Linked DNA regions of Homo sapiens: regions 2 and 3 are each linked to region 1. The links are chromatin loops, found by intact Hi-C in ENCODE. Cell type or tissue: heart left ventricle. All regions are shown on one strand. Links, peaks and the distances in the headings refer to the core of each region. The heading gives the core; the rest is flanking DNA. Region 1 overlaps NFIA (nuclear factor I A). Region 2 overlaps NFIA (nuclear factor I A). Region 3 overlaps NFIA (nuclear factor I A).

The links. A loop is a pair of places that touch in the nucleus more often than their neighbours do. Peaks named below come from ENCODE experiments on the same cell type or tissue, not always from the same donor. Only the 100,000 strongest peaks of a DNase experiment are listed, where the experiment ranks them.
Region 2: it touches region 1 in a loop (1.8-fold over the local background); 13 of 110 quality-filtered maps call a loop at or near these places.
Region 3: a loop joins it to region 1, with 2.4 times the contacts of the local background. A loop is called at or near these places in 4 of 110 quality-filtered maps.

What each region holds. Positions count from the first base shown.
Region 1 is chr1:61,179,343-61,190,275 of GRCh38, forward strand. The region is part of intron 2 of NFIA (nuclear factor I A); the gene reads left to right. Among named protein-coding and RNA genes, the nearest start is that of NFIA-AS1, 69 kb to the right of the region's middle. In heart left ventricle, for the core only: no CTCF peak of the experiment used is centred there; DNase peaks (open chromatin) are centred at 4,259 and 4,959; H3K4me3 peaks cover 1,863 bases; H3K27ac peaks cover 5,387 bases.
Region 2 is chr1:61,239,969-61,250,901 of GRCh38, forward strand. The region is part of intron 2 of NFIA (nuclear factor I A); the gene reads left to right. NFIA-AS1 (NFIA antisense RNA 1) reads right to left here. Exons shown (of 4, transcript NR_104180.1): 3 at 9,980-10,013; 4 at 8,977-9,141. Among named protein-coding and RNA genes, the nearest start is that of NFIA-AS1, 8.1 kb to the right of the region's middle. RefSeq lists a silencer at 7,416-7,624 and an enhancer at 10,249-10,750. In heart left ventricle, for the core only: no CTCF peak of the experiment used is centred there; no DNase peak of the experiment used is centred there; H3K4me3 peaks cover 988 bases; H3K27ac peaks cover 2,587 bases.
Region 3 is chr1:61,431,402-61,442,334 of GRCh38, forward strand. The region is part of intron 10 of NFIA (nuclear factor I A); the gene reads left to right. Among named protein-coding and RNA genes, the nearest start is that of NFIA-AS1, 180 kb to the left of the region's middle. RefSeq lists an enhancer at 5,190-5,691. In heart left ventricle, for the core only: a CTCF peak has its summit at 4,757; no DNase peak of the experiment used is centred there; H3K27ac peaks cover 2,767 bases.

The DNA.
Region 1 (10,933 bases), core at 1,828-9,827:
TAGGATTTGGAATCAGGCAGTCTGGGGTATTGTTCCTAGTTCTGTACTTACTAGCTGTATGCTGGGCAAGTCAATTTGTTCGAGTCTCAGTTTTCTCAGCTATAAAGTGGACATAGCTGCCTCACAGGGATCAAATGCAATGCCATTCGTAAAAGCGTTTGTAAATGATAAAGCGACATGCCACCTTTGAGTCATTGCCATTGGAGCTCCTGATTGAGGAATCTGGTGGAGTACTAGGTGCTAGCAGAGCTTTGAGGGCAGCTGTTTGCTTTACAAGACACACCTGAAGGCTGCTATCTTGGCTCAAGAAGCCTGTCCTCAAATATCCTGACGCTTTGAAAGTCAAGGGTAAGGGATTCAAACCCTATGTAGGCCCCTTTCTCTCATCTGGTTTCTGGCCTACTGAGAGTTGCTAACCCTGCTTTGCACCAGGTGAGACTGTATTTCCAATAGCCCCCTATCGAGTGCAGAGATGTTTTGGGGGGTGAAAGTTGATTTTGATTGGATTTACAACCCCATATATCAAGCACTAGACTAAAGGTCCATCAGCCTTTAGAAGAAGCCACAGTGGTTTTCATTTCTTTCACTCTGTTTATCTTCTGACCAAAGGCTGACTCTTCCACAGGCGGCTGATATCGAGTCAATCAGGACTCTTTATGCATTATGTGAATTTGGCCCTCACACAGCTGAGAATGGCCTGAATAGCTAAGAGAGCATCCTCTCTGCAGCACCTCTTGACTCCTCAGGACGAGTCACACTGAAAGAGGCAGGTGGATGCCCCTGATTGTGTCCCCTCCCATCCAGCATCATGGCCAGCACTGCCATTCCTTCACCCCACCCACCCCAGTTAGCCCCTGGCTTGAACTCCGTCACTCAAGAGGGAACATTAAAAACCCCACACCTCTGACTCATACTTTGATTTTGTGGCCTAAAGAGGCAAAGACGCCGTAAGGAGCTTTTAGGGGCCATCACTATGGAGCCTCTTTATTGCCCAGCAAAAGCCTTAAATGATAATGGGAAACCTCACTATTGATTGGCTGACTCTTAATTCTTCCTCTTTGGGTTTTGAAGTAGAAGTGATGGTCCAGAATATTTATATTACTCATTGGATATATTAAATTAAACATACAAAAGTCCTACAGCCATTTAAGATGGGGTTGCAGCACTGGTGAATACGACTTTATTACCAAGAGAGAAGAGTAGCTTTTAGTTGTGGCTTAGCTGGAATATATTGATGATAAGAATGGCTCAGCAGACAGAAGTCTTGGGACTCTCAAAAAGGCTCCAAGTGTGCTTTCTTTTAAAAAAGTTATTTAGGCCCATCCTTTATAAACACCCAAGTAGATGGTCTGATGGGGTCATGGTAACAAAGATTCAGCTTCTATCTAGGTGGATGGTAAGACCCGCTAACATCTTGGCAAACCGTGTTATTGGGCCATTAAGGACCAGTGCTTGAATTCTGGGGCTGAAAATTCAACGTATTCCCTTATAAGAAAATGTCTGCTCATGATAAGAAGTCACACAAAGTACAACCTCACTATAGTACAGGATTTAGAATCTTTATTTCTCCATCTCATCTTAAACCCATTGGAAGTTAGCATGGATTAGAGGGTCGGTTGACTCTTCTCAATGACGGGGCTGGCATATAAGAGCTAAAATTTTTATTATTGAGTTACTACTCAAGGTTTTAAAAGATTTTGACCCCTGGAAAAAAATACAGTGCTTGAGGCAGTGAAATAGTTAATATGACTGCCTCCCTTACAGGTTTCCCCAGATATGCTTACTTGCTGTACAATGGATAATTGTTAGCTCTTGTTGTGCAGATGCTGTTGCAGATGGAGTCCTGTACCTGCATGCATAGCAAATGAATTAGACTGGCAATCCCCTTTATAAAGCATAAATATGTAATTTGTTCAGCTGTTGTAATTAAATATGTATGTGTGAAACAGCCACCATTCAGGTCATTAATGATGCGCCATGCCAAATTAGAGCTTACAGACAGTAATGTACATTGTTGTGCAATGAGGGAATTGCAAATAACATGGCTAAGCCTTTCCTAGTAAAGGGATGCATTCAGCAGCTTTAAAAAGAATATTTACATTTGTAACATAATTTTTATTTAGAAGGTACATTTTTGTTCATTGTGAAAGTCTGTAAGATGGAATTACTTTCATCTCCACTTTAGTTTTATTATTGTTTTAACATTTTATCATACAAATGCAACAGACTTTATTAAACATGCTGCTTGGTGATAAGTGTTAAGTATCTACTTACATATAAAACAGCAGTTACCCCTGGTTTTCTACATGGCTGTGATAGAACTGATGTATCATAGCACTGTGGAATGTCTTGATAATTTCATTGCATTAAAAAAACCACCTCATAATATTTCAACTCTATTCCCTACTGATACATAAAGAAATTCCTGTGATAGTAAATAGTATTTTTATTTCCATAGAAATTGGGCTGAGAAAAATGCAGTTATCAAAATATAAACAAATAAAAGTGGTAAATGTGCCTCTTGTGCTTTAATTCCCAATGAATTACTTGTGAATCCAAGGAATTTCCTAAGAAAAGTGTCATATATGGGTCAGAATGGTTGCTTTTTAAAATTTAAGACTCAAAGTTTGTTAAGTGAATGCACTTGGGAAAATTATTGCTTTGTCCTTTTTCTCCTTGGTTTTAGGTTACAGTCTTTGAAAATACTTGAAGCTGAAATTTAAATATATAAAAACTATTTTTACTTTAAATTCTTTCTGTATTTGTATTTTGGTTGCCTGCAGTCTATTTTTAACATACATGTTGTTTTGACGGTTCATACTGTGACTACATGAGCTAACCATCTTGACCTTTCTGTCCACCAGGGCAGCAGGAGGAAGCATCTTAGAGTTAATTCTGTCTTGTTCACAGCTGGGAACAGAACATTCCTCTGTGATCCCCTTGCACATGATTCACTGGGATCTCTTGGAAGCTGGACTTGATACTATAAGTCCTAGGCTTCTAAGGTCGAACACAGATCAAACTTAGTGGCATGTTTGGTTAAGAGTTAGATTAGACAAAACCAATGAAGTTGTTAAAAGTTTCAGAAACAATTGAAAATGAAATTGATGCATGATTTTAGCTTTGCAACAAATTCAACTTTAGAAATATCCTTAAGCCTAAGATTAATCAAGATTCAGGACCTTGAAGAATTTTCAAAGTTAGAACTGTAATTTGTGTAGGGACGTAAAATCTTTATTTTCAACAAACAGCAAATGTTTCCGTTAAACAAATGTGTATTTTATTTGAAACAGATGAAATCATAACAGTTTGGCTTGCTTTACCTAAGTTATTGTTCCATAATATCAAAAAAATTACTTAAAATAAGTTCTTCTCTTCATATTCCCCGAAGTTTTTGTCCAGTTTTCTGTATAGCTTTTTGGTTCAGCCAAAAAGAGACATTTCATTTGCAGCATTAGGGAAAAGTTTAATTATTGTTTATGAAGATAGAAATGTTATATGAATGACAGTGATTTAAAAATATTATTACTTATGATTGTAGTCAACCTTTTCCCCGAATATTGAAAACCATGAAAAGGCTTTGCCCTGACAGCTACATGCTTAGCATTAACTATACTTGCAAGTTTTCCAAAAAGATTTTTTTCAAGACCTGTTTTCATTTACTTCCTTTATCCTAATTAGAGATCGTAATCTTTTGATGGGCAGCTTCTCTTATTTCTACCTGTTTCAGTACTATAGTACTGGTAAAATGGCACAGTGTATATTTTGGTTCTTGGAGGGAGACTTGGGAGGATCCATTACTTTAAAATATTTTGTTGCAGCCACCTATCAGAGGTTTCTTTTAATTTCTTTTACTGCAGGAATTTCAGAGATGCTTAAATTATAGAATTATGGACTACAGAATTATAGAATACCTAGGGATGGGAATTGGGAGGTTTGTAGGAGGCGTGCACGTCAGAAGGTGGGAGCCATGCAGAAAGGTCACAGGTCTTATCTAGGTAGTTTCAAGGAGCAAATGCTTGTTTTGCAGTAGTGGTGGCAGGGTGGTTTGGCTCATTCAAGCCCCTTGCTCTGGAGGAACACCGATAAACCATCAGGATGTCTTTTCGTCTTGCGTTAACTGTGGCAAGGCTGTGCATTAAAGAACATAACCATCACTAAAAGGGTGGGAACACCCCAGCGACCAGTGGCCAGTGGCCAGGTGCTTTATGGTAACACCACAGACATGCCTGGCCAATCAGATGTGATCTTTTGCTGGCACTTGCTCCTTTGGCCCCCACTGCAGTAAACACTTTCCCTTGGATGTTGGTTTTCTGTTGTGTCTGGCAGCCACACAGGGCTGCTTGAACTTTAGCCAGAGGCAAATATTTATACATCAGAGTGTGCAGTGTTCAACTGGTCAGGCCTGAGAGGGAGAGGGAGAGACCTCCGTGCCTTTTAGCCAAAGAGGATATGTCCTTTTTTTCCCCTTCCCTTTCCACCGTGACATGGTAAAGTGGGACCATACTGGATGTCATTTGAGCTTGCTGCATGTGCTTCTCTCCAAAACGTACACGTGCGCAAACTTGGGATGTGCTTTCAAAAGAGAGGACGTCCTGACATTTCTGCCTGCTCCTTTAATTCCTCTTGGAAAGTTTACGGTTAATATTTTCCCTGGAACATTGTCAAGCTTTTGACAGTGCCTGAGTGTATGCCGAACTGTGAAATTGAGCCGGAGAAGCAAGTTGTGAGAAATCTGTTTCTACTCAGATCCGTAAGGTTTATGGGGGGGGGAAAAAAAACCAAAAAAAAAAAAAAAAACCCAAAAAAACAAAACAAAACAAAAAACAAAAAACTTCAGAGGGGAAACTGAGAATGGGACTCGGCTTGCTTCTCCTGGTGTGGGTTCAGGCCGCCATTTTAAGGAGCCAGTGAAGGGCGACGTTCCGCTCCTTACATGGCGGCTGTATTTACTCGGCCGCAGCCAATCAGCCGGCAGTGCCAAGCCACGTGACATGCCACGAGGGCACGCACAGCCATTTCCTTGTTTCTAAAAAACTTGCTACCTCCACAGAGTACTTTACCTTGTTTTGCATGCCAAATGTTCTTGCTGAATGTGTCTAGCAGACTGGCATTTGTCCATAAAGTTATTTTAGTAGGTAAAAAGTCTCTGAGCACTTGAGCTTTGTGCATTCTTTATGTAAAATGGATTTCCCTTCTTGGCCAGAGGCCAAGGGTACAGCACACTCGCTGGGTGAGAAGAGAGCTTCTCTGCTGAGAAACTGGTGGACCGACACACTCTAATTTTTTGGCTTCTGACCAAACAAGCTAGAAGGATGCCAAAATTCAACAAAATAACACATTATTGTGTGATAGGAGCCGTGCTCCAAGAGAGCAGGAACTCAGAGGAACTTCATACTGGCCCCTTTTAAAAAAGCATTGTCACTTTGGGGAGCTTTCTTAGAGAAACGAGAGGAAAATGGTAAAATGCAACCTGGAGAGTAAGGTATAATTTGCACATGAACACGAAGGAAGGAACTGAAAGAAAACAGAGGAGTTTAAAGTTACTTCTATGAACTTTTCCCAGACATAACACACAGTTCTCTGACTTGACTTACATTCTTTTAACCCTGAAAGTTCCATCTCTGTGTCTGAGCAGAATGCTGGACTGCTTAACGTTAATATGAGAACTAATGTGAGATTTAAACACTTTTAAAAGGTTTTAATGTCTAAGGATAGCTGCAAATTCCAAATATGAAAATTTGGCAGGCTTTTGGGGGGTAACAGAAAACTTTTTAAACTTACATGCTTTATCTTTGCACCCTGACATGTGTTAAGTGAGTCAAATCTTCCTGTTAATTACTCTTGTGACATTAGCAAGTTATGTAAGCCCACTATACCTGTTTCCACATATGTATAATGAAGACGTTAAAGAAGATAGGTAGTAGTCTTCTGAGCCCTAAAGAAATTGAATTTGAATAAACAACTGGAATAAGTATAAAATGCATTTCTAGTTTTTATGTGGAAATTTGTCAATCAAAAGGAAAAAAAGGGGAATATCTCCAGTTGAAGCCACCATCATCCTTACCCAGACTACTTGGGTAATCCTGAGTATTCCCTCTTTTTCCATTCTTGTTCCTTCACACCATAGCCAGAGTGGTATTTCAAAGAAGTTAGTTAGTTTATATCACTCTTCTGCGTAAGAACCTCCAATGTTTTCTTATGCATCTAGAATAAAATCCAAACTTGTTGCATTGGCCTGCAAAGACACTGCATGATCTGTCTGGCTTCTGTATCTACCTTTCTAACCCCACTTTTTTTTTTTTTTTTTTTTTAACCGTGACTCCTTAGATGCTCCAGCCATACTGGTTTCCTTTCAGTTTTCAGAACCTGCCATCCCATTTGCTACTTGTCTGCTTAGAATGCATTTTTCCCAGCTCCTTTTGTGGCTGGCTTATTCTTACCTTTCAGTTCTTTCAGTTCGAATAATAGCCCTGTAAAAGAGTGTTCTGTCTAAAATTGTCCTTCCTGTTTATATTTTCCATAATACTAATAACAGTCTGAAATGCTCTTGTTAATTTATTTGATTACTCATTTTATTTATTTATCTTTTGCACTATGATGTCAGTCCCACAAGGATGCAAACTACGTTTACTACCTTCTTTTCTACCTTTTGCACTTTTCCTAATCACATTGGGAATAAAATGTTGGGCAAGTTAGAATACTCCAAAATATTTCATTTACCTTAAATTTTACTCAATCCTACATTTTATTACCTATACTCATAAGAATTGTATTATAAAATACATTGTTAAACGAATGTTTTCAGTGCTCCATTGAGAGTCGGTGGAGCACACTGGTTGGGAGAAGACAGAGCTGTGAGCCATCCGTCTGCCTGTGCTTGAGTCTTGGCTCTGCCATTGACTAGTTGTATGAACTGCCGCAGGTGGTTCAGCCACTCAGAACCTCTGTAAAAGTGAGATGTAAAAACACTTTCTACATCATAGGATTATTGTGAAGATTAAATGTGATATGTTGTAAAATTCTGGTCACACAAGTATTAACTTACTGTTATTTTTGCTGCCACTGCTATTAATTAATGGCAGTGTGGCGGCTCAGTACTAGGCAATGGGCGTGCAACTGTGATGAGAAACGCTTCTGTCCATTAAATCGTTCAGTCAGTGGAAGAGACATGTATGTAAATAGGTAAGTTACCTACCATACATTGTGCCAAGACCTCTCACATTATGTGAACAGAATATTAAAGAATTATAAAAGAGGGAGCAATTGCCTCTGTTAAGTAGACAGCAAAGATGCCTTATAGGAAGTAGCATTTGAGACAGATTAAGTTTCTTTTTAGGTAAAAATATGTCCCCTAGAGATAATAATAAAATAATAGCAACGGATACCTATGTACTTCTTTTACTAATGCACCAGAGTCTGTTTTACATATATTCTCTCATTTAATCCTTACAGCAACCTTATGAAACAGTACTGTTATCACCTTGATTTTACAGAGAAGGAAAGTGAGCCAAAGAGAGGTTATGTGGCATGCCCAAGGTCATATAACTATTAAATGTCAGTGCTGGGATCTCGTACATTTTCACTCTTAGGACATCTGTGCTATCCCTGCTTAGTCACTTTGGCATCCCAGTGGTGCTGTACTTTTGCTTTCATAATACATGGAAGCCCTGGAAGGATTCAGTAAAGAGCCAGTTTCACCCTGTTAGCCCTTGTTGCTTTATTTGTAAAATGTCAACTGTAAAAGTATGCACCTACCTTATAGGGTGATTATGAGAATTAAATGAGATAATTCAGGTAAAGTGCTTAGCATATTGCTTGGCATATGGTAAGCATTTAACAAATGTTCCCCGTAACTACTACTACGACTGCTATTATTATTATTATGCCATATTGAAATGAGATCTGTGATCCCTTGTGACCTGCCCGAGCCCCCCTTCTCATGTTAGCATCCATGCTGGTATATCCACTTCCAAAGAGAACAAGTTCCCAGCAGTTGAAATGGCATCCTACCCAGGTTGCTAGCACCATCCCTCAGCTGCTTCTCCAACTGCCATAACTGCCTTAGTCATTTAAAAATTACTCTTCTCGTTTTATATTTCAACTCAGAAATCGATGCATCTGTGAGGCAGTTTGTTTTCCTGGGGAAGTGTAAGGAGCGGTGGTGGTGGCATGGAGATGCGCTCCGTTTAGACTCAATATTGCCACCCACTCCCTCTGCAGTGTCAGAGAACAGTCTCAGAAAGATCTGTTCCTTTCTTTCTAGACTCAGTACCACAGACTGGCCTATCCTCTGCAACTTTGCTTAGCAGCAGGAGTAGAGAAGTATTGATTGCCCACAACTTGCCTTTAAGTCTTGTTTCTGTGGTGCAGGATTTTTAAAAAGCATTTAATGTTTTCCCTGCCTTGAAGACTTCAGAACCGTATAAATGCCACTGTTTAAAGTCCTGTCCCTGCTGAAAACCAGGGCAGGTCTCATCACAGCCCCATCTCCATTTTCCTTTTGTTGAAGTGGGTCTGTGTGAGAGCGGGCTGTGCCCTCCTTCTCCACAGGGTGGGGAAAAGGCAGCCCTGTAGTAAGGAGGTTGAATAGCCTCGCTCACTTTGCCTCCTGCTTGAGGTGGACTCCGTGTTCCCAGAGATGTTGGGCCTGGTTTAGCCAGTTGTTAAACTGAAGCAGGGTTAGCTTACCCTTGAAGTGTTTTTGTTTGTTTGTTTTTGTTGAGACAGAGTCTCGCTCTGTCACCCAGGCTGGAGTGTAGTGGTGCGATCTCGGCTCACTGCACCCTCCGCCTCCCGGGTTCAAGTGATTCTCCTGCCTCAGCCCCGGAGTAACTGGGACCACAGGTGCGCGCCCCCACGCCAGCTAATTTTTGTATTTTTGGTAGAGATGGGATTTCGCTGTGTTGGCCAGCCTGGTAGTTTTCTTACATGACCATCTTTAGATTTCAGAGAAGGAAGAACATGATCCCAGAAAGCACACAGAGTTACAACATAGCAATAGCCCCTCCGAGCTCAACAAAAACATCTATTGTGTCATGGGCTGCAAAGAAAGAGGTATGCTGGGAACCAATAACAAGATGCTAGGAATTTTTTTTTCTGTTCTATTTTAGCTTGAAAAACTTGTTTTCCCCATATGAGTTGTGCATTTACTCTTGGATCTTAAAAGAGGACAATTTATTAATCTGGGTTTAAATCCTGGCCCAGCCACTTGGATGCTGTTTGATTTTAGGCAAATTATTTGACTTTGTGCTATTGTGTCGTCATCGACATCATCATCATCGTCATCTTTTAGCTGAATTCTGTGACTCTTCTAGGGCATTTATGGTAGACAGAAATCTGTTCTTGTAATGTAGAAATCAGTCATTTAGTGTATCTGAAAATTCCCATCTTCAAAAACTAGGGCCAGATTTAGTCATTCTTTTACTCTTAACTGTTGCTACCAGGTCATACCTAATTTGTATTTTTCCAAGTTACGTATATTAAAGTCATACTAATTGGTGCCTGAGCAAGTTTTCAGATTCCTGTTTGTCCGATTCCATCTGGGTCAAATTACTTAGGTACAATAAGTGCTTCCTTGTCTGTAAAATAAGGATAGTAGTATCCATTTAATAGGCTTACTGTGAAAATGACACATGATTTATATAAAAAATGGCCAGTATGGTGTCTCTTAAAAATTGTGGGGCATTATGACCAGTCAGGCAAATAAGGGACCAAGGAGATAACTGTAATCAAATCAAAGTCCTGGTATCAGGAGGTATAGTAGGGTAACGGGTCAAGGAAAGGCATGGTCTTCTGTGGCCCAGAGAAAGCAGTGGTCTTGGCAGGTCGTGGGCTGGCAAGGTATGGAGGAGACAGATTCAGAAGCTAAGCAGACAAGGACAAGGAGCCCTGAAGATTAGAGTGTGGAGCTGGGGCCTGACCTTAGGGCAGTGACTCTTGCCCTTCTGCTTCTGTTCTGCTCTGCTTGGATTGCATATGGCTTCAGGCCCTGGAGTTACAGGTTTGGAGAGAGTGCTCTAGAGTGTGGTTAAAAGTCATTGGCTGGGTGCAGTGGCTCACGCCTGTAATCCCAGCACTTTGGGAGGCCGAGGTGGGCTGATCATGAGGTCAGGAGATCGAGACTATCCTGGCCAACATGGTGAAACCCCCTCTCTACTAAAATACAAAAAATTAGCTGGGCATGGTGGCGCGCAGCTGTAGTCCCAGCTACTCGGGAGGCTGAGGCAGGGGAATTGCTTGAAACTGGGAGGCGGAAGTTGCAGTGAGCCGAGATCGGGCCACTGCACTCCAGCCTGGGCGACAGAGCAAGACTCCATCTCAAAAAATAAAAATAAAAAAGGCTGCCATAGGTTGCGTCTCCAGCTTTCAAGTCAGTAGATCTATATCAGTAAGTTCACTGCTAGTGTTTTACTATGCAGACTCAGTTTGCCTATATTAAAAAGACTTCCTGTCTTCTTACATCCGAGGAGACTGGCTAAGCAGGAGGGCTAGGCGTGTTGAATCCTAGAAACTCACTGAATACTTACTGATGAATGGACTGGGTCTGGGTCACATCTTGGATCTGGGGAACTTTAGTTCACATTTACAGTCTTAGGATAAGGAATAATGTCACGTATTGCTTGTTCTTCTTACCGTGCTGTTTGATTTTAATAATGATATTTAGTGAATTTAATGAAATTAAATGTGATATTAAAGAATAATGATATTTTAATAGCATTGGTTGAGTGCTGCAATGTGGCACACAGGTAGCGTTGGAAGCCTCTCCATCAGTTACCTCATTTAATCCTCACACTACCTCTTTAGAGAGGTGGTACTATTTCCCCCCATGTTTTACTGACCAGGAAATTGGCACCAGGCAGGTGACACTAGAGGCCACGGTCTTAATGACCACACAACATGGTCTTCATCAGAATAGATTCCATCTCCATGA
Region 2 (10,933 bases), core at 1,325-9,324, 60 kb after region 1:
AATGCATTCCAAACTATTCTAGCATGGTTTACGTCATATCTCTGCAGATACTGTCATTCAATAAAGAGACATCTAATAGTATAAAGACTTCAGATGGATCCATTTCAGCATAATGTCTTTCTACGTGATGTTCTAATTTCGATCATGGTTTAACTAATTGTTTCACTCTGTATAGTATTAAGTGAAGTAAAATGTTTTCTTTGTTGAATTTCAATAGAAATTTTAAAATTCAGCTTTCAAGTGTAAAAAGCACTGCAGTAGTGGAAACATTGTTATTAATGGATGGCTTTAGCCTTCTTTTTCAGTGCCATTGTAAGTTATATCACCATTGAAACTAGAATACAAGTCAGGTATCCATCATGCCCCCAAAAGCATTAAAATTCAAATAACAAAAATAACAGTCATTATTTAATGACTGTAAATTTTTGTCTTTTAACATCACAAGATTCAAAATTCTTTAGGCTTTATCACCGTATTTATGATTTAACTATAAGAGTAGGTTCACAGGCTAGCTCATTTAGACTTTTTTTTCCACAAACCGTACACAATGGGGTCTTTTTTTTAATCGTAAATATTCCCCCCATACTGACATGATATTAAATATTGATAATATTGAAGAGAAGATACTGAAGTATACATGAAAGTGTTATTTATTTCAGTATGGACAAAAAATATTTTCAAATTACTAGATTGTAATTTTCTTTTTTCATATGTTATAAAATTATCACCCACTGTCATTTTGGTTAATTCAGTTTTCTACAAAACTATATAGGTCTGGTAATGATGCCAGAGTCACACCAGTGCAAAATTGTCATTTGTATTTCAGGTTTGTAGACATCGAGAAATATTTTCAAGGACAGAACTTATTTTTTATTGAGTTAGAAATGTTGAAACGTAAGGGAAAAGAGTGAAGTTGAATATGACCACTTTGTCAGAAAACTGTATACGTAACTCTTGATTTTGGAAAAATCAGCACCTGCAAATTTTGTCTTTTGGGGTTTGTTTTTTTTTTTTTAGTCCAGTTCATAAGATTACATGTTTTTGGTTTATAATTTCTTTACCTAAGGAGAGTTTTGTGCTGCATGACTCCTTAAGAGAGTTTCCATGAGCTCATAAAACATGAAGTGGGACAGTCTGAAATATTGTGATCGTTTTCTAGAATTATACCTGATGGAATGTGATGACAGCACCTCTCCCTTCTATTTTATATGTTGAATTTGAAAGTGCTTGGGAATGTGTTGATGTCAATCGTGGCTGTGTTTTTGGCCATCTTTCTTTCCTTATACCTTCCACTTTCCTACTAACTGGTGCCCCTCTGACATTGTTTCTTAAGAGCTTGTCTGTTAAAGGGTTAAAGAATTAGATTTTTAAGCTGCTTTCGTGCAATGTATTTAAGTTAAGGAAATTGGGATATCATTACCTCAGTGAGGATGTTGTAAATTGTTTTGTTGGCAAGATTTATTGGGGGTTATTTTACCTGATATCACATTGTATTGTTTAATGTGGACTATTTTTAACTAGCGTTCTATTTAAACAGTGTCAGTGAATTCTGAGAGCTTGCCAAACAAATTCTCAAAATGGTTGCCAAGCTGTAAGATGGCTGCCAAGGTCTGAGCACATTGAACAGGTTCAAAATGGTGACCAACTTCTCAGAATCTGTTGGTCAGATTCCCCCACTGCCAACCCCCTCCCCCCACACAACTACCACCCAAAAAGGAAGGAAAAAAACCACAAACCCGAAGATGCAAGACTTGGCACCATCTCCTTGGCACGAGTGGCTGTAGTGTCATCCAGAGATTCAAGTAGTCACCACGTACTACTTGTTTCACATGCTTGGCAGAAGACTATTCAGGGGAATACATGAGGTGAAAAACCACTGTAAAATAACATGGTCATTTTCTTTACCTTATCTAATATGCACAAAATAATTCTTTAGAAAGGGGAAAAGCCTAGACAAGGCAATACTTTCAAAGAGCTTTCTAAATGAGATCGAAGAGCGTTAACTAAGACTTCGGGCTGTGCCTTTTTGTACTGCTTGCCTGAAGTGGCACAAACTTTATATACAACAGGTTTAAGATTTATTTTAGTTTTGCATTTGTTTACTTAAGTTTATAGCAATTGCTTTCTGGCAGTTGTGGTACTTAGCAGATTGAAATAAAATCATAAGGGTGAATTAAAACATACTGCTGTTAGTGCTGATTAGAATTTTAGCTTAGTGTAAATACCGGATGCAGGGTCCAACTTTTCAGACACTTGGCATGAGCTCAATAGGGATCTCCAGGCTACACAGGAGACAGTGTGTGTGCTTGGATGCTTTTAAAATTCTTGGATAGGTGGAGCATACTACTTCTGCTGGCATGTTGGTTCATTGTGCTGGCTGCATAATGTGCTTGGATTCCAAGGTAGATAGAAGAAGCTGAGGAAATGGTAATAAGGGAAGATAGTTTGAACTTAAAAAACAAAGCCTGGAAAAAAGAATTTTATTTGAACCCTCTGCAGTTTGTACTCTGTGATATGGTTAATTATATAAATAACCAGTACTAAACTAAGTTGAAAATGGCAGGATTTGTGGTAGTTTGAAGAATGACCTAGAAGTGAATTTGTTTCCACAAGTTGTTGAAATTTTTCTGTGTGATCCTTTAAAAAATAGACAGATAAATTAACTTCTCCAGGCAGTTAGTTTAGTCAGTGAATTCCTTAAATAGATCTTCTGTTTAATATCAGCAATGGACTAGGTTTTATATTCTGATTGAGACCTGCATTCCTAAAGATAGTTTTTAGGTGATAAAACATTTTATTTAATGCTTAAGTAGCTGTTAAAAAAGGCTGGTTGTCATGAAGGTACTGGCGTTTTGTTTTTATCTCAATTGGTAGTGGAATCAGCTAGGGATAATACTATAGAGCGATATAGTTTATATAGCTTGAGTTTTGAAAAATCTATAGCTTTAGGATTTGTTCAGTCATGGAGCCCTTAGGTGGTGTGTACATTTTGTATATTCTCTATCACAAGGGGTAGTCAAGAAATGTGACTTTTCGGTCCTTTTTTTAATGATTTTCTCCTGCCATTTAGGCAACAATGTTAGTAGCCATCAAAGCTTCTCGTATGTTTATTTCTAGTCTTTTCTCACCTAGTAAGCAATTGTCAACCAAGGCCCAATCATTCAATAGGTAAAACCAAATGTTATTGACAGAGCTGAAATCTGAACTCTGTATCCTTCAGCGTAGAAGATCAATGTTCATTAAGATGCTTCAGTTCTGGAAATTTCAACATAAAGCTATGGAGGCATTTAGAGGTTAGCAGGGCAAATGTGTGATATGCAAGGTGTGTAGCAGATCCCTTCTTACATATTTCCAGAGTATATTTGTAATGTTACATGTTACAAATGTAAAATAGTTTAATTAAAAGTCTTTCTTGCCAATTCTTACATATTGTACTGTAAGTTAGTGACAAGGAACTCAAATAAAACCTTTCTTTTTAAATTAGAAAACCAAGAGTCCACACCTCATTACAGTAAATCATAGTGCATTTTAAATCTTCAGATTAAGAATGTGTAATACTGATTATTACTTGTCAATTTTGTTGTTTTTTTTCTATTACATATTCATTGATGATTTATTCAGATGACTAACGTTGTTGTAGCTGAGGCAAAAATTAAATCATTTTAAAATATGTCATTTTTACTTATTCGTAACAAGTTATGAGTATGTAAGCAAGTAGAATTTTTTCAAATTGCCTGAAGCATGACAAAATTCTAGATTTATAGTATAAAATGCCAATCAGGCAGTGTTTACGTAGGTAGAATAAGGCATATTTTTGCAAATTCCCACATCACCATTCTTGCTTATATGAAAAAGCATAGTACTTTTTAGTATTTTGAGAGAAACTTTATTCATTTTGCTGTTGTAGACACAGTCCGTGTTTTAAATTAGTGAACTGCAGAAATCTTTTCTTTAGGAAATTTTTTCTATTAGTCCTTCCAAAGTGAGTATTTTACTTTAAAAGAGTTGTTTGTGTTTTAAATTTATGTGGTGGTATATTTAGCATTTTACCCTTTTCTACGTAGCATACACGTGTAATTAGTACATGGGGTGTATGTGTATGCTGGTGTCTACCCAAGTATGTATTGAAATATAAAATTTACTTTCTATATAGTAGCTTTCTGCATAGGGCAACCCAAACAGCTGTTATTCCTTTTTATAGCTTCTTTAATCTATGTGCCAACAAGTCAGTTTACAAAATCTGTTTTGTTGATGACTGCTGCGATAATAATTGTGGTGTTTTGTGGCTTGGCAAAAGGCTGGGGTCTCCTCTGAGGACTCTTGCCAAAGGCTTTGAAGGGGTTGAGGTGGATTCACTGCCAAAATGAGTCACCACTCTCTATTTTATTTAGTGTCCTTCTGCCAAGGCCTTAGACACTGTCTGTTTTCATTCTTTTGTAGGCTTTCCTCCCCACATTGTGGTTTTCTTCACAGCCAGAGGCCTGGGTCTGCCAGGATAGGTGAGAGAGGCTGTGTGTAGGGAAACTGAAGGGCTAGGGGTTTAGCTGTTGTATACCTTGAATGTATATGTGAGTTAAATTATATGGTTATAAGTTACAAATGATGGACTTAAATAATCTAGTACCTTGTGGTCACCTGGGTTTGGGTCAGACATTCTCAGAAGAGTATTATTTACTTTTAAGTAGGATTCAAATAATGTGACAGTGTTTTCATAATTGGTATTGATTATTTAAAAACCCTAGATTATTTGTGAGTTCTGGCTAGAGGCCTAAATCTTGAATTTTTCCTCAAACAAAAGAGTATCATCCTCCTCCTTTTAAATGGCATAATAATTTACTTCACATAAATGCGTTTTCTACGTACACACCTAATAGACTTCAGGGAATTATGCTAAAATTTTATTTCTACCTGTCTAGATTTAAATTGTCAACCATTAAGTAGACTGAGCAATATGAATTGCTGGTCTGTTCCCTGAGATATATTTGAGATTTAAACATTTTTTTCTTCATTAAATACTTTCAGTAGATTGAAATAAATGGAACTAAATGTCCTCTTGCTAGGTTTGTCCAACTCAAACATGTATTATGTATAGAAAAATGGCTGGGATGAATTTGAGTCTTCAAAATATAAGCAGAAATGGCATTTCATGCATTAGTATGAGGAGGACATACTTGGGTTTTTGCTAACTTTCAACCTATAAAATTTAGATGGGTTTTTCTTAACTAAAAGCTATGACACCATCCTGAAATCTTGTAGATTATGTATGCAGAATTAAATTGAGGGGCATGGTTTTTGTTTTGTAAGTATTCATTCATTGTGTTAACTCTTTAAACATCGTATACACAGGAAAACTTCATTATAACATCCCCTGAAAACATTTCCATAAATATAAAGTAAATTTTCAAAGTTCAAAGTCCTAACTATAGGCAACAAAATGTTTTCCATATATTATGGTCGAAGCTTTTGTTCTTCAGGGGAAAAAATGTTATAAAAATGATTTTAACACTTTGTTCACAAAATAAATTCTATTAATAATTGATTATTATTTTTCATAAATCTTTCAGTTAGAAAACATAATTACGTAGGTAAAGAGTGAGATAATATTAGGATAAATACTGATCTCATTATATTCTACAAAGGTCAGTGGTTAGTATCCACTAAGTTAATATATGAAAGTCCTTTGTAAACTGTTAAATATATAGATATCAAGACATTTAGGTTTTTATTTTTGTTTTTTTTAAAACTTTGGATTATCACATTCTCCTCTCTGTGTATCTACTTCATGGTTTTCATTTAAAATAGCAAAAATAAGAAAATAGAAACAGTTACTAAAAACTTGTAGTCATTCTGTGATATAAATTCATTTGGAATTTAAATACTTAGAGCTCACGGCAAGAGTCCAAGACAGAAATTCTTTTGGATGATCTATAAACCACTCAATCCCTGGTTAATGCTCAAACCATGTGAAAAGTTCCAGGTGAAATTCACTATGAGCCTTGTCTGAACCCCATAAACTGAGGGAAGTCCTATAAACCCTATATGAACCCCAAAGAATCAAAATAACTAAATCCGGCACATAATTAAAAACCACTATTTTCTAGTGGCTGCTTTATGTGTCCACAGTTTGAAGACAAGCTTTGCATATGGAAGTGAACTATTTTATTTCGAAGATATGAATCATAAGCTACTTAGTATTTAAATATAGTTATCCTGTTGTGAAGATCTAATAATAATGCTGTTTAAAAAGAGGAACTGGAACTCCTTTACAAGTATTACCATTTCCAGGATCTCTCGGAAAGTTGCCAAGACATAAATATAGTTGTAGTAATGATTGTTGTTTTAGGAGTGGAATTAACAGTAGATATGTTCATCAACGTTATTTTGAAAAAGTAACGTTATCTTGGATTTGTACTAACCTTTATGCCGTATACTTAAAATGCAACTCTTGATAATCATTTACTATGACAGTGTGGGTTGATAGAAGCTAGGTATTATGGTTCTCTTTAGGCAGAAAGAGAAACAGAACCCCTGCATGACTTCAGATGCAGTATATTAATCTTTTGGGGGCATCAGTTTCCTCTTCTGAAAAATGAAGGGATTAGACTAAAACAATGTCTCAGATTCCTTCCAACTCTTAAAAAAAAAATCTGGAAGCAACTATCTTTGCGTTATTGTCCATAATATCCCCTTCAAAGGTGGGATGACTGATTTATGGAGGACACATTGTAAATCACTAGGCTAATATCTCTTATTAATTATTGCAATCAGAAGTATAATCATTGTTAACGTGTACCGAGTACTTACTCCTAGACATCACCTGCTGGGCTCCTGATGTGAAATTGGCTCACTGGTTCGTCTGTAGTTCTTTATTAGTAGCCTTAGTATCTTAGCATATTAGTGATTTTATTAAGTTGACTAAGCATTGTATGACTTTTTACAGGCCAGTGTCTTGGATGCTCAAGAATCCTGAACTCATTCCCTTTACCTGTAAATGTTGACCGTGAACCAAAATGAGCTCTGTCAGTCTCTTAACCATTTTACTTTTTTGACCGTTTGTCTCATGATAAGTTTTGTAAGCATTAAGTAATTTTCATACATCATCTGTTTTTGCATTCATTCTTCCAGCCATCTGCCATGTACTTGGCTTTTGGGCACTGGGAAGAGCTAGATGGGGTAGAAATGCATCTTCTCTTAAAAGGAGCTTACAACTCCCAAAGTTACAACTCTATCACAAAAAGAGTGTCAAGACACAACCCAAGTTCATCACCTGAATGCCATTGATAAGGATTTCCAGATGGACAAAACATTAAGCTGACACCAAGTGAAACGTGTACTTCACAGACTTTCATGTTTCATTTCGTGATATGCAGTGGCACTCTGAAGAACTGGGCTTTCAGAATGTATGTGTTTGGTCCGGTTCTTCGTATAGGGAGCAGTATCTTTGGAACAGTCACAGCATACACCACACCACACTAGGTTCTATCTGTGGCAGGGTCAGCTCATTAAAGCTACTTTCTGGGTCCTCGTTAATGTCATGCAGGCCTTGTGACAGGTGTTACAGCTCCCCACCTGGCACGGTCCATTGGGGGTGTGCTGTAATTGCTCTTGATGCCACACTTAATGGGTGGGGGAAGAAAGTAGCATTATGTGTGAGGGGAGGTGAGAGGGATGCCCTCGGGCCGTTGCTGACATCTGGTCACCACTCCTGTTTTGCTGGCTTGTCTGTTTGGTGCCTACAAATATTGGGCCTTTGAGTTGAGTTTGCTGCCACCATTGGGTTCCTTGCAGCCATCATTATTTCACAGCTGGGCCATGGTTTTAACTTGGAAAAAGGGCATTCATCTCAGGGCCAGAAATGGTCTACTGCCAACATGATCCTGAGAACTTTCTTAGTTTAATAAATGAGAGAATAAGTATTCTCATGAGCTCCTGTATCAAGTGTTTCCTGGTTTTGAGCTTTTTTGTTTTTTGGTGAGAATGTTATCTTTCATTGTTATTTCTGAACCCTTAAAGGACTAAATTTCCTTTTCAAGAGTTTCAAGTAGTTCTTGTACATGTGTGCGGTGATAAGCAAACATTAGTCTGAGAAAGTTCTGAAAAATCTAATTGAGCCAGCATTTACCAAGCCCTTCTATGTCAGCTACTGAACTAGGTGCAGGGAAAAAAATAAAGGTCCTCAACTAGCTCACCCTCAACTAGCTGTCCCTCCAGCTAGAGAACCAAACCTCTGCATAATTAACCATAATAATGGGCAGATAGATTCAAGGGAGAATGCAGTAAAATATGTAATATCATGAGTGCAGTTTTTATCTGTGTGCACAATTACGCAAGCCTTTTAACTAAAAGGCTTCGGTGAGATGGATTTCGTAAAAATGCACAGAACTTCCTGAAGCACAAATTAGACAGTTCCCTAATATTAAAACACAGCCCTGAGAGGTAGGGTTTCAGGCTTTCTGGAACCCCCAAACTTGAATTGGTCCACAGAACTAAATTAGAAGTAACAACCTTTCCTTATGATGTGTGATTTCTCAAATGGTGGCATCTTCCCAGAGCTGTGTGTTCTTTTGTTTGGAGCACAGCTGCTTCCTATTGTTAAGTTGCACCGGAGAGCTCTGAGACAATTAATGAAGGGGATTTAAATGTTATTTAAAGGTAATCCCAAAACGTTTCTTTGTGAAAGATGCCCCTTACTGCAGTCCCAACTTAAATACCAACTTAAATAAGAAACTTCCACTCTAGGCATGCTCAATAAATATTCAGTGACCATTTCTGGTTTCTGGGGCATAACTAAAACTAAATAACTAAAAAATTGCCAATTAAATCTTCCCCAGCCCCAATTCCACATAACGCCTATGCACAACCACTTCTGAATGCTCATGGAGAAATAGCATTAAGGCTCTGATCTGACCTCAGTAATTTTACAAATGTAAAGGTAGCATCTCATGGTCCCTGTAGGGATATATTATTAGAAGAACATGCATACAATTTTGTTTTAATTGATTCTCACTCTTAAGTATGCAACCAATCTGTGTATATCTCCTTTTAATTATTTATCTGAGTTGTGAGAGAAAAGTAGGTAATTATTTGGTGATCCATTCAAATGTCTTGAAAGGAAGGCATCCAACTTTTATGACATACATCCTGAAAGACATAAAACAATACATTTTTATTTTATAATTTCATCAGTATCAAGTGTAGTGTAAACTATTTTAAAACAATTTATAAAAGGTGCTTACATACTTACTGATTGAAAAAATGGCCACAAGAATTAAGTTTATGGAATTGAAAAAATTTAGACCACAACAACATGGTAAACATTGATTTTTTTCAGAAGGAAATAATTTCTACAAATCAAAAACTTTACTAACCAGATGTTATAGTTAGGACAAACAATGAAATAATCTTACTGTAAGAAAAATAATTCAGCCAACACGTTTTTTAAGTGTCTTCTTTACGCTTAACATGGGTATTTGCTATTAGATGGGGGAGGTGGAAGGAATGTATCAAAAATGAATAATGGCCAGATGCGGTGGCTCACGCCTATAATCCAAGCACTTTCAGAGGCCAAGGCAGGTGGATCCCAGCACTTTCGGAGGCCGAGGCGGGTAGATCACTTGAGGTCAGGAGTTTGACACTAGCCTGGCCTCAAACTCTGGTGAAACCCCATCTCTACTAAAAATACAAAAATTAGCTGGGCGCGGTGGCAGTCGCCGGTAGTCCCAGTTGCTCAGGAGGCTGAGGCACAAGAATTGCTTGAACCCGGGAGGCGGAGGTTGCAGTGAGCCAGTGAGCCAAGATCATGCCACAGCATTCCAGCCTAGGCAACAGAGTGAGACTTGATCTCAAAAAAAAGAAAAAAAGAATAATATTCGTTACCATGTTCCTGCTGACAGTTTGAGTACACAAGATACACTGTGACATAGTGAATTCAAGGAAGCAAACATGGTATGGGTTGGAATAATCATGGATGGATACTTACTGCAAGAGGCAGAAAAACACATGCAGTTCCTTTTCTAGGAAAATATTGGTAAATTATGCTTGGTTAGTAAAAGTGCACAGAAAGCATATGGAAGTTTCAAATCTATTTTCCATAAATTTTTCCCCAAAGTATTTCTGAGATGCTGGGTGCAAGGTACGGTTCATTGTCCTAGTCCTCTATGCTGAAAATGATCATTTTAATTGGATTGCTTCTTTGGAAACAAGACAAAGCGTACATTGCTAAAAGCTTCTGGAGGCCATTTTCAATATTTGTAATAATATAAGTGCTAGAAATGTGCTTTCATTTATATTCAAAGGCAATAATGCCTTCTGTAAGCATGGCGTCTCTGTAAGACTTTTATAATGTCTACTTAAATGCAAGCAGACAAAATTAGTTTTCACTTTAGATTGGAAGACCTTTCTCCATTGCAACTTTTTGGCCTCTCTTTTTGTTCTGCTCCCCAAGAGCAATGTAAATGTTGCTCTTTGTTTTGCTAAAAGAGGAATGTTTATTTTTACAAGTACCATGCCACTTCCATATGATCTACATGGTATGTGTCATGAATATAATTTCTGTATGATTGGCCAAATTTTTCACTTTTAATTAAGATGACCAGACAAAAATTTGAATTGTAAGAAAATTATGGGCCAATTTAGTGCCTGTTGAAATGTACACTGGATATTGAAATGTTCTACAGAGCATAATGAATGAAAGTAAAAAGGCTCTATCTCTTTTCTGAAGCCTACTTGAAAATTTTGCTTTCATAACATGACATTGAAAAAGATACTATAAAAATATTTATTAAAATCATAGCTCGAGTTTTTTCTTAGAAGTAAGAAATTATGTTTAATATCAAGGACTTTACTACAGGATAACATGATTGTGTTTCACATAGAAAAACTTTGTTGAAAAATCAGTGTGGAGTTGAGTTCATCTGGGCCCTAGCTGAAACTA
Region 3 (10,933 bases), core at 1,225-9,224, 250 kb after region 1:
AATGGGTGCAAACAATATTAAAAACAGGCATTTCCTCCTTACCACCCAAATCTATCACTGTTTTGCATCAACAGTATCATGGTACCCAAAATGCTATTTAAAACCAAATTACCATTTGGACTATTAGAAGAATCACTTGGCATGGCATGGGCCTGATTTGTTGACAAAAAGGCACAGGTGCTATAACCTTTGCTTAATAAATCATTTAGCTGCCTGACTTGCAAGCAGTGTGATTGCCTTTGCCTCATGAAATTTACAAATGTATGCACAAGCCACACACTTCACTGTGCTGGAAGCTGGCTGATCTGGAGAGGTCCCTGCATAGCCAAATTATGGGCATGACACCCGTTGTCTGCCTCTGGTGGGGGTGCACCCAGAATGGGAGAGGTGGAGATCATGGAGAGCATTTTGAGCTGTTGCCATTCCGTGTGTCATATTCCTGAAGCTCTACCTGAGAAACCAAAGCTTAGACCATCTGTGGAACTCTTCATAAGTTCCTTTCTTCAGTCATTTAGTGTTTACTTAATTGCTTAATAGAGCCTCAACACCTACAAAGTACAGGGAATAAAAACTCTCCTCGAGTTGTTCAAAGTCTAGCAGAGGAAACAAATGTGAAGAAATAATGGTAATGACAACACCAACATCAAAACAGTGTAATCGCAGTACTATAAAGATTTGTCTAAGAGGCTTTAAGACAACAGAGTTGGGTATAGGAACTTTCCAAAGAGTGGAAGCAGCAGAAGAGGCTGGATAGTTTTTCTGTCCTTGTCCTTGTCTAGCTTGGGCCTAATGATATGGTTCTTGTACACTTTTCCCTATTTTTTTTTTTTTTTTTGCCAATCAGATGGTAGATCGTGTTCTAACCCATCCCAATAAGAGACATGTTCAGTTCTGTCTTCCCTGGACCAGATAAAATTAGACTCCTTTACTGCTGCACAAGGCTCAGCCAGAAACCCCTTCACCCCTCATTTCCAAGAAACACCTCCTCCTGGTGGTACATCCTCACTTGCCCACCCAAGCTCACTTGAGATTGCATTTCAGTTAGCTGACGCCATTCCCGGGCTCCTGCCCACCCTGACAGGAGCTGCCTGAGTGTAGAAGGTTAGTTACCACACAGAAGTTCAAGGAGCAGCTGGAGAGTTACAAAGACAAGAAACTCAGATTTCCTTAGAGGGAAAAATATATATGTGTGTATATATATATATATATACACACACACACACGTACACACATATATATACACATATATATACATATATATACAGAGATATATATACACATGTATATATCCCACCCTGCAACCCTACCTCATCTTCTAATTAGAAGTGGATTTGAGCATTTCAGTTTCAAGCCCTCACAGCTGCAAACTCCCAAGATTAGAGAGGAATGGCAGATAAAATTCCACTTTCTCCTGACTTTGAGCCAAGTTAAAAGTCTTATTGGCCAAATGAATATTCTACAGCACCCGTGCATGCTAGGTTCTGTGCCTACACTCGCTGCAGTACTCGAGAGCCCTCTAAGGTGCTACATCTCCATTTTACAGATGAGGAAACCGAAGTTTCAGAAGAGTACATTTGTCCCATGGTAATTGAAGTAGCTGAGATTTGAACCAGTCTCCAGAACTTCTGTTTTTCACAAATACTTATCTGCATCCCCAGTTGTTTGTAGTGATAGGTTACTGACCATTTTCTCTTTAAAAGAGTCTAAGATTGACTCACACTCTTATATCAAGGAATCAGAAGCCTTGAAGTTAGTCCCAGTGCTCCCTGGCTCCAGTGGGACTGTGCTGAACTTCGTTCTTCTGAAGATCTGCCCCGGTCTCCTGTTAGTTCATGTCTCTGTAAAACCAAGACTGAATTCATTCTCTCATCCTGCCTGGGAAGAAGACCTTTACTAATGATATTAGTCTGCATCTGTGGGAACAGCTAGCCTTTGTCCAGAGACCAGATAGCAGAGCAGCTAAGATAACTCCTTTATTTTCAGATTTTAGTTGAAGCTTTATTCCATCACTTAGAAGCATTCTGTGTGTTTTATTTTTGTTGTTGTTGGTTTCTTTTTTTTTTCACAGTAATTCAATTTATCTAGCCTAGTTTTTTAACTGTAAAATAGTGAAAATAGTGAGAAATAAATATGTGTGTGTATATATACTCACACACACACACACACCCTTATGGTTTTGGGTCTTAAATTCTGTTAGTGTAAAAAAAGTGTTTAACACCTAATGAATACCTAACAAATGATAGCTTTCATTGTTTGGTTAATAACTAAACTCTTATTTTCTGGATTACAAAGTATTTTCTCATTTGATTATAAGAGTTACACTTTGAAGTAGGCAGAGCTATTGTTATTATTGTTATCCCCACTGTATAGGTTAAAAAAAACTGAGGTTTAAAGAGGGGAAGTGACTTTCCCAGAACCACATATCCAGAGGTCAGTAGAGTCAGGACACAAACCCACTTCTGATTCCACGTGTCCTATGAAGGAAGGACTTGTGTATAAGCCATTCAGCACCTGCTGCTCTATGGTCAGAACCTACTTACCAAAAGCAACCGTCTAGCAAATTAGGAAGCCTCCTACTACCCACTGCAAAATCCTAACCCTGTAGGTTGTTCCACTGAGCATCAACCTTACAGGTGCCCAAAAGCCTGTTTAAATTGGGCACAGCTATTCTTCCCTTGTACAGGCAGCAGTCTAAGTGTACCATTGCTTCTCTTACGCTAAATTGTGCCTGAGAAGGGCCTTCCCAAGGGGAGACAATGTCTCTGAGAGTGGTAAGGACTGGCAGGAAGTGAATGCACCCCTCAGAATCTAAAGGGAAAGGAGGTACCTAAATCGAGGTGGTGCCTGGTCATTTTTTCTCGTATGTTCTCAGCTCCAGTAGCAGGTGTTGAATAGTAAGCAACACCTCGCAGAGATGAGTTACTCATGCAATCTGCTTCCCCTCCCTCCATACTACTGTGGGCAGGAGTGAATCGTCCCAGCTTCCCCAGCTCCCACACCAACCTGTAAGTTCTTGACACATTCTCTTCACATACACTTGGCGGCTGACTCACTGACAGGCTATGAGACACTCTTAAAATAAATTTTTCAATAAACAGAGTCTTTGTCTTTCAAGTTTTAATTTGGCAGCATGTCGTAGACATCCTTGGCCACAAACTTCACTTCTGGACAAAGTTCGAGCCATTAATTCTAGATACTGGTCACCTTTTCTCTCAGTTCCTGTTCTTCCTGTCACCTTTGCTCCACAAAGATTTGGGGGATCTTCTTAGTTGAAACAAATTGATGATTATTGTAATAATTAAGGTCTCTGCCATAGTATCTGGCACACAATAGGTGCTCAGTAAATATTGCTTCTCTTCTTGCTTCCTTTTTTTTAATATTAAAGTGAGAACAGTGGCAATAGAGAAGGGGAAGGTAAAAAAGAGATTTCACAGGAAATTTTACATTGTATGGGAGAGGAAGGGAATAGACCAAAAATCTGCTATCCATTAAATTAGCACTTGGAACTGTGGGAAAAGGGGGACAGAAAATGATGTCAGGAAAAGGGTTGGAAAAAGGAGTTGTGAGTTGGTGGACAGAACTGACAGGAACTAGATCAAAAGTTGATGATAGCCATGCATGGAACTTAGAAAACCATAGTGCCAAGTGCAGAAATGCCATCAACATTTCTAGCTTTTAGGTGGGTCTCCATAACAATGCTTCTGATCAGTGACATTCCAGGGTACTAAGGGAAATGTACTGGGTACTCACCAGGTTTCTCTGGGGGAACAGGAGGAAAAGTCATGATTCAAGGAGTAGGACAGACCTGTTCTGACATCCTGGCTGTGCCATTTATCTCAGTGATCTTGTGTATCTTACCCTTTAAAATTCAGCTTCCTCATCTGTGAAATGAAGGCAATAATAGTATCTACCTCATAGAAGAAACCCCAATTAAGTGTGGTTTAAGCCAGTCAGGATTATTTTCCTCCCGTAACAAGAAATCTGTGAGTGAGTGGTTGTTGGCATTGTTTCAGCGCTGCACGAGGCCAACAGGAACCCATGCCGTTCCTAACATTCTGCTCTGTCTTCCTCAGTATGCTGCCTCTTCAGCCTCATGCTTAGAGCCTCTGACGGCAAGATGGCTGCTGCAGCTCCAAATAGCATAGTCATATCATACCTTATTTTTCCTCTAATATCAGGGAAAAGGCCCTGCTATTCCTCCTGTGCACCCTGCTAGCAAATTTCTTTGTAGGTCTCATTGGCTAAATCTGGGTCACATTTTAATCTCTAGCTGCAAAGGATGCTGAGAAAACCAGCAGAAGATTATCTTGATTGGCTCAAATCATGACCGTCACCTAGGACCAGTCACATTTGCCTCTCTAAGCAAAATTGTCCCAAGGAAGAAGGCGCAATAGGTAGTGGATAGACTGTTAATAGGATCTGCCATATTCTTTTTTCCTATTCCCTGATAGGTTTCATGCACTTTTCAACTCCAGTAGTTGCACTTGACCCTCTTGTCTCTGAATGCTTGGCTTATTATTCTGCCTTTCCTCCACACACTCCCTATGTGTTTAGGAGATGTAGATGCTATGTGCGTGACTGTGCAGAGGTCATTTCTTTTCAGCCTCTGTTTGAGGTCCAGGATTTGGGCAGAAGTCCTGGCGTTTTGTGCAGACCTGCTCCCATGGGGCTGGGTCACCGTGTGCTGGTTAAACATGGACTCTGAAAAGGCTGAGTTGGAGGATATGTGCCTTTGTGGTTGCAGGGGAGCTCTGTGAAACAGTGCCCCCTGGGTGCCCTCCAGAGTGCTTACCAAACAGGCAGCAATAGGTTCTGGGTTTCTCTTTTATGACTTGGAACCAGATGCTTCCTTTGCAAAGGAAAAGAGCCTGGTTTTGCAGAGCTTGAGTCAACACAAGTTCAGAGAACAGGAAAATGAGTTGACTGGCCCTGCTGCATGAACTTTGAGGAGAGAACTCAATACAGGTGGTGTTCTCGCTGTCCACAAAGTCCTTGCTTGTGAAAATCCTATGCCCAAGAAATTGGCCTTACCGAATATTTCTACACTCTAAATAATGACTGTTCACATGAGGAAAGGATTCAGCATTAGGAATCCTTTTGGACCTAGGCTTTCCCAGGGCTTCTAATGAGTCTAAGGCCTTGAAAGTTCCACTGACACACACAGTTTCAAGCCCAGAGCTTGCTGTCTAATGTGAGATCCATCGAAGATCTCACGTGAGGTCTCAGTGATTCTTCCTGCCACTTTTCTCACACCCACCTGCTTACCTTCCTGTTTGTTTATTGAGGACTTAGGCACATTCTTTGATCTGTGCCCTGTCTTTTTGGGATATAGCCTTTCTATTGAGTCTGTTCATTGAGTTACATTCCACAGCACACACCTCCCCCAAAATATTTGCATGAGAATTTTTCTTAAGGTCTCACATTGCTTCCTTTACAGCAGAGATGAAATAACTTAGCACTTCTAATTGGCTTTTCACTTTCCAAACGCTTTACACATTTAACTAATGAGTCACATGAGCTTGTGATAAGCCGGATCCCTTGTCTTGGAGCAGGGACACTGGGTTAGGACAGGCTGTTCTGGCCCTGTGTTTCTCACCCTCAACACCCTCCTTCCTCAGAGTCTGAATGTGTTGAGATAATGGGGATGCCACCAGGCACAGTTGTTCTCAGCACAGGGCAACCTCGGACCCTCACAGTGCTGCCTTAATAATGTGGGAAGCACCCTTTGCTGCCCTCCAGGGCTGGACTATGCTGCATATCTCCTGTTGCCTTGACTAGTGAAGGGAAGCATAAGGCCAGCCCTCATGACATACAGCTTCTGCCCCTCTCAAGCGCAGTCTTCCTTCCATTGGTCCCTGGCAGTGTGTCTGTGCATATATGGGGAAGGAGTGGTACTAGGGGGATAGAAGAATAACATAGTAGGTCTAATAAGGGAACTGACCATAGGAGGGACCTATGGTCTTGGTACACAGAGAAACCCTGGACTAGGAGTTTTTCTACATCTTGGTACACAGAGAAACCCTGGACTAGGAGTCAAAATACCTGGATTCCTAGCTCATCTCTCCCACCCGCCAGCTGCATGATTGATCTTAGAGAGGAGAAAGAAGCCAGAATTTATTGAGCACCTACTATGTTCCTGGCACCATACTAAGCTGGAAGGGAGGCTAAAGATGTACATTATTCAATCCCTGCCGTACATAGCTCACAGAAAGAAAAGTAAATAAACTAAGATGTGATCGATGAAGTAATTGAAATAGGTATAATCCATACAGAAGAGTCAGTAACTAACTCTGGGGAGAAGCATGGAGCTCATGGAAGATATGCCAGAGGAGAAGACACATGAGTGGTTTTGAAGGAGACAGATATACTTGGTGGGGAGAACATTCCAGACCAGGCAGGAGGAACAGTGCATGCAAAGGAACAGCAGTGTGTGTCTGAAGAACCCTATTCTGTTTGGTGTATCTGTCAGTTTACAGTAGACGGCAGAAACATTAGATCAGAGTCTAGTCGTGAATAAATACATACCTTTTTCCAAGGGTAGTAAAGCACTTGGACTTTATTCTGTGGGAGATGGGAAGCAGGTGATGGGCACAGTGGGATCTCTATATGTGAAGAAACCTCTGCCTTGCTTGGTTCAATCCTCCTGAGATACAGGATTTTATAGGCAATAGTAGCATTGAGACCTGTGGTCATGAGGTACCTTCCTCTTCTGGGCAGCATAATGTAGTGGAAAAAATAGAAGCTTTGGAGGGAGACAGACCTGAGTTTGATCTCAGTATGTGACCTTGGAATAATTTTTAGCCTTTCTGACCCTCAGATGTCACATCTATAAAATTATAAATGAATGCCTGCATTCCACTTAGAGTTATGTAAAGACTCAGTCTAGTTAGGATGAAAAGCCCTCAGCACCCTGCCCAGCCAGTGTGTGGTGCTGCCTTTTCAGCCCTCAGGAGGGAACCTCTGTGAGCACTGGAGGCAGGGTGCTGCTCATTTATCTTTAGGACAAGGGGCCTGTGACCACAAAGAAGAAACAGAAATGGTAATATGATGAGCACCCCGGAGGTAATCTGGTAATGTTCTCCCTGAGCTAAATCTCTTCTCACCGCATCCTCCCGTGTCCATTTTCCTTAAGTTGTGCCATTAATTCTCTCATTACCCAGTGGAATGATATTTATGTATTAAGATCATACTTAGCATACTCCCAAGGAGCAAGTTAAAGTTCAACTAACGTCGCCAGTTTCTCGTTGTAAGGATAAATACACTGAGGAATCCATACGGAGAGCTTCTGTGTGTCTTATAATTTCATATTAAAAAAAGATTAAATTTTATACTGGATAAGAGAGGGAAGGAAAAAAAAATCCCAGTGCAAAAACAAGTTGTGAACCTAGGAGCACAGTTTCTGAATGTTTATTTTGTCAGATACACAGCTGACATGATTAGTTCTAATGGGGTGGTGATCCTCATTGAATTGCAGATTGGTATGAGTGACTGAAATACCGCAGGGACTTAAATAAGTGGTGCATATGGTATTACTTAGGCTGCATCCTTTAGCCAAGGTGAAGGCTTCGTTTTCTGTCCATTCCTAACATGCATGCAGACACACACACACACACACACACACACACACACACACACACACCTGCTACATATGCGTCCATCTAGTCCAGAAGCTCCACACTGAACATCAATTACCTATCTAGAGTAAGGCTGGCTGGCCTTTACTTCCTTCCCTTTGCCCTGTGTTACCTGAGTGCACCCCCAAGCCCCCACACTCTCCAGTGTAGATAATGGTGTATCAGATTAGTCTGCCTTGCTGCTGCATCAAGACCCAGATCAATTTATTGACTCTGCCAGAGTGGCTGGTACAGTAATTGTTACAAGAGAAGAATAGAAAGTGAGAACGTGTACACATGAAAAATAAAAATGACGTTTTGTTCTCTCCTGCCCCCTCCCCCGCCTTTTTTTTCCTCATAGATCTTTATGTGTTTACACAGCAGAGAGCACTTTACTTAAGTTAATCAGCTCCTTCTACATTATTAATTGTGACAGGGTGCCACATGACAGGACGAGTATTATGGGAAACATTGATCTCACTCCGATGGTGTGGACCTGAGCAGGTTTGGTATTCCTCTCCCTATCTCGCTGCTTTGGGGTCCCATCAAATCACATTTCCCTGATTGACAACACGGAATGCCTCCCATCAATACGATTGATTTTGTGAAAAGGACAAGGAACATTTTTCAACTGGAGAGAGATGAATTGTGGTTATGGGAAAGAGAGCATCTCAGAAATCTTTCAGGTTAGAAGCCTAAATTGGGAACTAAGGTATTCTTGTCATCCCAAACACAAGCATAATTTGTACCCCCTGAAAAATGGTATTAGGAGAAACTTATTACAAGTGAAAAATAGACTTAGTGGAGGCCAGCAATGAACCTGAGGACATAATGGCTGTTTTTAAAAGGCCACCTGCTAATTTTTTTGTGAGGAATTTTTGGTTAAGTGCACATCTTTGAAAGACATTTCATTAAAGTTCAGCTTTCATGGCTTATACCTGTAGACCCTAACATAAATCCTGTGTGAACGGACAAAACTGAGTGGGTGTCATTTGTGACCTGGAAATAAAAGGTCAACCATTGAATTTATAGCTTTTTTAGTGAAAAGAACATAAAGATTCCTGCCAACTGGAGTCAATCCATATTTTAATGTTTCCTAGTTAAGATTATAAAATCAAGGGATTAGGATCGTGCTGCTCAATGAAGGTCAAAAATTAAATGTGATGGGCTAAGTGTCATTCCCATGGGGCAGAAGTTAATATTTCAAAAACCATTTCTACCACTGGCAGTCAAGAAATGAATTGTCCATGATCATTAACCAAGTTAAGGGGAATCCCACTATCATTACTAAATTTAATGATGATTATTATACTAATCAACTATATTATTAAATTACTCTGCTGTTCTGTAATGTCCCCAAACAGTAATAGTGAATTGATTGCTACCAAGTAATTCTCATATACAGTTGAGAACAAGTTGAGATGCAGGATCATGGATGAAGGCCTCCTTTTGAAGAAAGAAGTTGTGGCTATTTTATGGATAACAGTGATAACGTAGAACGTTCTTTTAAGATGAAGAGTGAGTGGCACTACAGACCTGTTATTAACTATAATTCATTAGTACATGTTTTTTAAGTACAAAAAAAGAACACGTATTTCTCTTTATTGTGTTTTTTTTTCTCTTTCAGATTTTTGTATCCTCCTCCCGATGCTTTTTTTTTTCTTTTCTTTTCTTTGGGAAAAAGAACATCTATTTTGCCAGATTCCTTTTTCCACAAATTTTTAGAGCTCTGGATACTGTCTACTTTGGATTTTTATGAAGAGGGAAGAAAGGATATTTAAATGTCTTTATATGATGACTCAGACACATGTGCCCTGTACCATTTTCAAATCCATTTTAAGATGCCAGTATTTTTCAAAAGTTTTAGAAATTTCCTTAAAGCTGGTAATTTCCTTAAAGATTATCTACTCCAGACTCCCATCATTTTTCAGATACAACTTTAAGAATATTTTGGAATAAAGTTCATATCATTTTAATAAAGTAGCACCTCCAAATAAGAGGGGCCAAAGCCTGGGGAACTGAAACAACTTGCAAGGCCCCAAAGCTAATCAGAGACAGAGCAGGACTGAAATGCAGGGACCTGTTATGAGTGAAGGAAGGGACTAATGGTTTAATATGTGGCTTAGAAAATGGGTGCATGGTTTCCATTTTACAAAGGTGTTTTATAAAAGCCCAATATCATTAGACTGACTCAAACGCATTGCAATTCCAAGGAACAAATGCATGTAATTCAGAAGTTCACTTTGCAGGATTTACTTTCATAGACTGCCGTGCAGGGGTGTGTGTGTGTGTGTGTGTGTGTGTGTGTGTGTGTGTGTGTCTGTCTGTCTGTCTGTCTGTGTAACCTGTGCTTCCGTCTATGCTCCTGGACAGCTTTTTTTTGCATATTTTCCTATCTTCTGATCTTCACAGTGCAGACAAAGGTCAAAATTCCCATCTACCTTCACAGGCAAACACTTTAAAGTGCTTCTACATGAGGCAGGTTGTAGGGAGGACCTTTGATTTAAAGTTCAGCATTTACATTTGTAATTTTGACTAATTTCTGTGCTAGCATTAATTAAATTGAAATTATTTAATTAGAATAAAACTGAAATTGATCATTAGGATTAATTTAACCTGATAGACTTTGTGTGCCTTTCTAGACAAATATTATGAAATATAGTGATAATGAAGTAGTGAGAGGTATAATTTCACATCTTATAATGATTTTAGTATCCAGTTGTTCTCTCTGATATCTAGATAGTGCTGAATATTGCTCTTTGTTACATCATTACCATTTAGCTAGGGCCATGCTGTATCTCTTATTTGGCCTCTTCCCAAACATTTTTTTCCTGTCTTGAAGTCTGAAGATGTACCAAACTCCCTTCACACCACCCCCCTGTTAACGTCATTGTTCCCTTTCCCCCACCCCCACCGTCTTCCAGGAAGGCGGTTTGCTTGGCTCATCCCTTGGGTCTTGCATTGCAGTGACCTTTGTAAGCCAAGAACTGCCGGATGAAACTCATTATGGAATTCGCTAATGCTCCTCAGCCCTGGGGTCAATACTGTCAAATCTGGACTATCCCCTCGCACCCCTTCCTGGCTGCTTGCTTTGAGTCAGAAGCAGGCACGGAATGAAGCCCTGACGAGGGATGCCAGGCACTGAGTAGGTAACTCCAAGGGAGTACAGGAGAGAAGCGTTACTCCTCCCGGTGCCAGATTCGCTTCCAGGAAATAGTTTCCCCTCTTCATCCCACACCTTCCACATAGTTTGATCAAGCAAACACGCTTCCAAAGTTGGTGCCCTCTGTTTCTTAAAGAAAATTATAGGTGAATGAAAC